Regions from separate parts of the Homo sapiens genome. Here region 1 is linked to region 2. A link is a loop called in an ENCODE intact Hi-C map of the cell type or tissue named here. Cell type or tissue: lower leg skin. All regions are shown on one strand. Each heading gives the region's core, and the rest is flanking DNA. Links, peaks and the distances in the headings are about the cores only. Region 1 has its middle 66 kb from the start of SNX19. Region 2 has its middle 7.2 kb from the start of SNX19.

Region 1 (2,926 bases), core at 325-2,824, 59 kb after region 2:
TTTCTCTCTAGAAGGGCTGGGACCAGAGTGAGGCAAAAGAGGGACCTAGGGCACACTCTTCTGGCTCCTAGTTTTCTTTGCTGATTCCTTTTCTTTTTCCTAACCTTTAAATATTATAATTCCTCTAAGCTCTATTATAATCCTCTTCTTGTATCACTCTACACACTCTCTCCCTGGTGACTTCACTCATTCCCATTCCAGATTACATCTTCAAGTCTGGTATCTTGTTCTGAATACCCAAGGATACTAATACTGTCAAGGGAATATGAACATATATTGGGGACTAGGGACTCACATGCTTGTTCTATATATATAAATTGCATAAGGATTAATAAGAAAGATGCACAGTATGATACTTATTTCAGAGGAATAATTAATGAAGTAGATCAAACAAGAATTTAAAATAAGCATATGAAGTGTTTTCAAAGATATAAAGAAAGATATTAGAAACATAAATCAGAAATAAGCAGTTATTAAGAAAAGCCAGAATGATATCAGTGAAAATGGTGAAGTAAGGAATAATAAAAGCTTATCTCTCCATAAAAGTGATGAAAAAGCTGGAAAAATGATCAGAATCAACTTTTTGAATCTCAGTAAAAACAGTGAGCTTTCTAACTTACCCTAGTATTCTAACTTACCCTAGTCTTATCTCCAGCTCCCTCATTCAGAGGCAGTCTTGAGAAATAACAGCTTTTATTTTCAGTACCAGATGGAGCAGAATAGAGCTGGAGCTTTTTCAAACACTCATACTCAAAGAAGAATCATTATCTGATCTGTCCAGTAGTTCCTTGGAAGATGCTACTTGTAAGACTTGTCCTTATCTGACCTCATTTGAACTTTCCCAGTGCTAAAAGCCTCTCCCAAAGGGGTGTTTGTCAGACAGCTTAAAATAATGGCTATCTGAAGGCGTGATAGCAGTTGTGGTAAATGACAGACTAATGAGAAAGCTAAATAGGAAAAGCTAAGGCATGAGATTCCATGAGCTTGGAAATCCTGTCATATATTTAAGTAATCTTAAATATATCATACATAGAGCCGTGTGCACACTCAGGAAAGATTGGAGAAATCTCTTAGCTCTCACCTTTGATTGACCTTGAACCTTTGAGTAAGCAGGAAGTGAAGGCTAAGGCAGAGTTGTAAGCTGTCTGGCTGGGTGTGAAAGTGTGCCCCAACTTGCACATAGAGCACATCAATGTGTTGACTGCCTCATCTTCATTTCATTAGCGATGGAGGAATTCAGACCTTAGAGTCATGTGACTGGCAGAACACACAGCACCAGACACTGGACAGATGAGCTTAGTGGTAGCTTATTAGTCATATTTATTCACAGCCTGAGAGAGGCGAACATTACATATCACACAGGGCTTTGCAAGGGTTACGACTGGGATCAGAGTGAACAAGCAGGGACTGTGGAAGCAGGCTTTGTAGTAATGAGGGCATAGTGACCCTCAGAATATGACTGGTTTCTTGAATAATTCTGTAGGCTGGTAGGAATCCAAATCCAGCTACTCAGTGATAAACAGGTGCTGTACATGGTCCCATAATGAGGAAGATTGTTTGGCTAGGGGACTTATTTATAGGAGCATAATAGGGAGGAGAACTTGAAGTTAGGCTATTTGAGGTACTCCCATTTCTCCCCAGGTGTCAAGGCACATATAATGTTGGACCTTAATTTTAGGGCCTATACCAGTCTTGGCAAAGACTGGAAAATTTATTGGTTCCAGGCATTTAAGGAAATCTCTGTTCAATCATTAGCTTACCACTAAGCTAACCAAGCATAGACTGCAGTGGCCATGCACAACAGATACAGACTTTAAAGAATCAGTTAAAAAAATGAAAACCCTAAACAAAAACAACTACAACAAGCATAAATAACAAATCATGAGCAGAAAAGAATCTTATTTCTGTACTTCCACATTATGTTATTTAAAATATCTGTTTGTCAACAAAAAATGATAATACATGACATGCAAAAAAATAAGAAAGGATGATCCATACACAAATCCAGATCTTGAATAGTTAATGGCACCCATGGAGATGATGGACTGAACTGGGAACAGGAAGGGGACACTGGAGAGAGACAAACGGGAAGTGAGTGTATGTTGGAAATTACCTTTCTCATTTTTTGAAGAGAAGATATGTTGATGCACTTTAAAATTCTTGTTGATGCACTTCACAAGTTTTTAAGAAAAGTAAATACAAATACAGGCCTTGATAACAGAAGAAATCATCAAAAGAAAAAATACTAAGTGTATAACTTTAACCAGTAGAAGGAAATTTATCTGGTGGAAGACAGAAAAGTAGAAAAGAGAAAAAAAAGTTAGTATGACAAATAGAAAATGTGAAATAAGATGGCAGAAATAAGTTCTAATATCATAGTATTTACAATAAAAGTAAAGGGTTACAATAAAAATCATAGATTCTTAGACTACTGTATAACAAAATAATATTTGGCAATATGTTGTTTTCTTTATAAAATATAATTCAAACAAATAGTTTAAAATAGTCAGATGTACAGGGATAAAAATAATATAAATGTGAAAATATACCAAATGGAAACAAGGCTAGCAATTGTAATATGTGAGAAAATATACTCTAGTAAAAAATTTCCCACCAAACACAAGGGACAGAGACAAGAAGATAGTGACTATGAACATCTATGCACATAACAATATAACTTATAACTTCAAAATGCACAAACTGGTTACTAACAAATCTGAAGAGAAAGAAATCAGCAAATTTAGTTACCACTAGTTCTACCTATGTTAACAAGTGACAGAACACCCCTAGGTTCCACATAGTTCTAGGGGTCTTATTCAGCACAATAAAACAGGTAAAAGAAAAATGAGTATGAATGTTGGAAGAAAAGAAGAAAAAGCTATCATCATTTGTGGATGATATGATTAGGCATGAAGAATGCCAAAGA
Region 2 (2,926 bases), core at 275-2,774:
CTTTCTCCCACCTTGACCCTCCTGCCTTTTTTTTTTTTTTTTGATGGAGTCTCTCTCTGTCACCAGGCTGGAGTGCAGTGGGGCGATCTCGGCTCACTGCAACCTCCACCTCCTGGGTTCAAGTGATTCTCCTGCCTCAGCCTCCCAAGTAGCTGGGATTACAGGCGTGTGCCACCACACCCAGCTAATTTTTGCATTTTTAGTAGAGATGGGGTTTCACCATGTTGGCCAGGATGGTCTGCCTTCTTCTTAAAATGGCCCTGTGATTACTTTGAGCCTCCGCAGTTATCTAGGAGAAACTTCCCATCTCAAGACCCTTAACTTAGTCTTATCTTTTGTTTCTTTTACCAAGTAAAACAACATACCCACAGGTTCTGGGGGTCCAGATGTGAACATATTTTGGTGGAAGGGGGCATTATGTGACCTACTACAGAGGCTACATGCCTAAAGATGAAAATGTTTTTGTGGTAATAAAGTCTGGGTGTGGCCAGATGAGTTTCTGAAATAGGGTCTGGATAACCTAGGGCTAGGGTTGAAGGAGACATTTTGAGTCTATGTTTTGGAGAAGGATGATCTACATGGTCAAGGAAGTCACTAATGTTAGGGTAGAGAGGACTAGGATCTTGGTACAAATGTTCTCAGTAAGTGAGAAGAATGACCAGGAAGTTGGAAGGTGATGTAATACGAGGAGTGATATGGTTTGGCTCTGTGTCCCCACCCAAATCTCATGTAGCACTGTGATCCTGAGTTTTGGAGGTGGGGCCTGGTGGGAGGTGATTGGATCATGGGGGTGGTTTCTAATGAGTTAGCACCGTCACCCTAGCGCTGTTTCGTGATAGAGTTCTCGTGGGATCTGGTTGTTTAAAAGTGTGTAGTGCCTCCCCCTTTACTCTCTCTCTCCTGCTGTCTTATGAAGATATGCTTCCTTCCCCTTTGCCTTCTGCCATGATTTTAAGTTCCCTGAGGCCTCCCCAGCCATGCCGAACTGTGAGTCAATTAAATCTCTTTTCTTCTTAAATTACCCAGTCTAAGGTAGTTCTTTATAGCAATATGAGAACAGAGTAATACAAGGAGTAAAGAAAGTATGGTGATACCAAAAGAAAAGAAGGAAATTGTGTGTAATTTGGGAAAGAATCATCTAAAAGCATCCATGAAGAACTAGGATATTGGCAGGAGCATCTCCACATCCTGCCTTAGGCGCGGTGATGGAGCAAAATAGCCACCAGAGGGCAGCAGAAAGTATGGCATCTTAAGGAGAAACTGCATCTTACTTATTCATTTGTCAGTCCCATGTCTATCCATTCACCCCACGAGGATTAAGCCAGATATTGGGAATTCAAACATGGTCTTTATATAGTTTATCTTCTTAAAGAATTCACAGTCTAATGCAAGAGATGGATATTGACACAATGTAAAAAGTGCTATAATCAAAATATGTCAAAATATGGGAAGGCAGAAAATTAGGAACAGTTGCACAGAAGAGATGACTTTTGAGCTGGCCTTAAAGGGTGGGTTGAATTTCCCATAAAGACAAGAGTAACAGGCCCGGCGCGGTGGCTCACGCCTGTAATCCCAGCACTTTGGGAGGCCGAGGCGGGTGGATCACCAAGTCAAGAGATCGAGACCATCCTGGCCAACATGGTGAAACCCCGTCTCTACTAAAAATACAAAAATTAGCTGGGTGTGGTGGCGCGCCTGTAGTCCCAGCTACTCGGGAAGCTGAGGCAGGAGAATTGCTTGAACCTGGGAGGCAGAAGTTGCAGTGAGCTGAGATCGTGCCACTGCACTCCAGCATAGCGACAGAGTGAGAGTCCGTCTCAAACATAAATAAATAAATAAATAAATAATAAAAAAAGGTTAAAAAAAAAAGACAAGAGTAACAGGTCGTACTAGGAATAAGGGAGACATGAGAAATACTGAGTAAGCTCCCATACTTGTTTGCTACGGCTCAGAACAAACTACTACATGCTGGGTGGTTTAAACAACAGAAATTTATTTCTCACAGTTCTGGAGGCTGGAAGTCTAAGATCAAGGTGTTGGCAGATTTGGTTTCTCCTGAGGCCTCCCTTCTTGCCTAGCAGAAGGCCACCTCTTCAGCGTCTTCCCTCTGTGCACACGCATCCCTGGTGACTCTTCCTCTTCTTATAGGGATACAGTCATATTCGATTAGGGCTCACCCATAAGACCTTATTTAATCCTAATTACCTCTTTACATGCCTATCTCCAAATAGAGCCACATTCTGAGGTATACTGAGGGCTATGGCTTCAACATATGAGTTTTGAAGGGACAGGGTTCAGTTCATACTACCTCTTTTCTATCTGTGGGTTATGTGAATGGTCATATTTTGATTATGAGGATACTAAAAAGGAAGATAATAATCTTGATAGTTCCCAATATTTTTTTTCATTTCATTCAAAAGTGGAAACAGCACTGAACTACAAGTTAAGGAGATCCAGGCTTAACTTCCTCATCTGGCTGCATACAATACTAAATGCTCGAATAGCCCTTCCCTCTGCAGAACAACCAGACACTGAATAGGAAACAGTTATTGATGAGTTAATGGGCTCAAATGAGGACACAAAATAGGTGAGAAGTCCAAGGTACACTATCCCATCCCACTCTAAAAACAAAACTATTAAATAAGAGCAAAACGAAACAGAAAACAACTCTGAGATGAGGATAGAACTGTCAGTGGAGAGCAGATGAAAGGAGCAGGGTGGCCCCAGGGACAGACGTCCTTATCAGATCTGTAATTCAGGTTCTGAGCCTTGTTCCAGCAGGAGGAGGTGAAACTGAGCCCCTGACTCCACTTGGAGCCACAATCCTTGAAGAGGTTTGAAGAAGTTCCAGGTCAGTGGCATTTCCAAGCTTCTGGAAGACACAAAAGAAATCCATTCTGGAAGAAAATATTCTCATGGTAAGACC

The links. A loop is a pair of places that touch in the nucleus more often than their neighbours do. Peaks named below come from ENCODE experiments on the same cell type or tissue, not always from the same donor. Only the 100,000 strongest peaks of a DNase experiment are listed, where the experiment ranks them.
Region 1: it touches region 2 in a loop (5-fold over the local background); 31 of 110 quality-filtered maps call a loop at or near these places.

Annotation. Positions count from the first base shown.
Region 1 is chr11:130,980,834-130,983,759 of GRCh38, forward strand. No RefSeq gene overlaps it. Among named protein-coding and RNA genes, the nearest start is that of SNX19, 66 kb to the left of the region's middle. In lower leg skin, for the core only: no CTCF peak of the experiment used is centred there; no DNase peak of the experiment used is centred there.
Region 2 is chr11:130,922,261-130,925,186 of GRCh38, forward strand. No RefSeq gene overlaps it. Among named protein-coding and RNA genes, the nearest start is that of SNX19, 7.2 kb to the left of the region's middle. In lower leg skin, for the core only: no CTCF peak of the experiment used is centred there; a DNase peak (open chromatin) is centred at 1,218.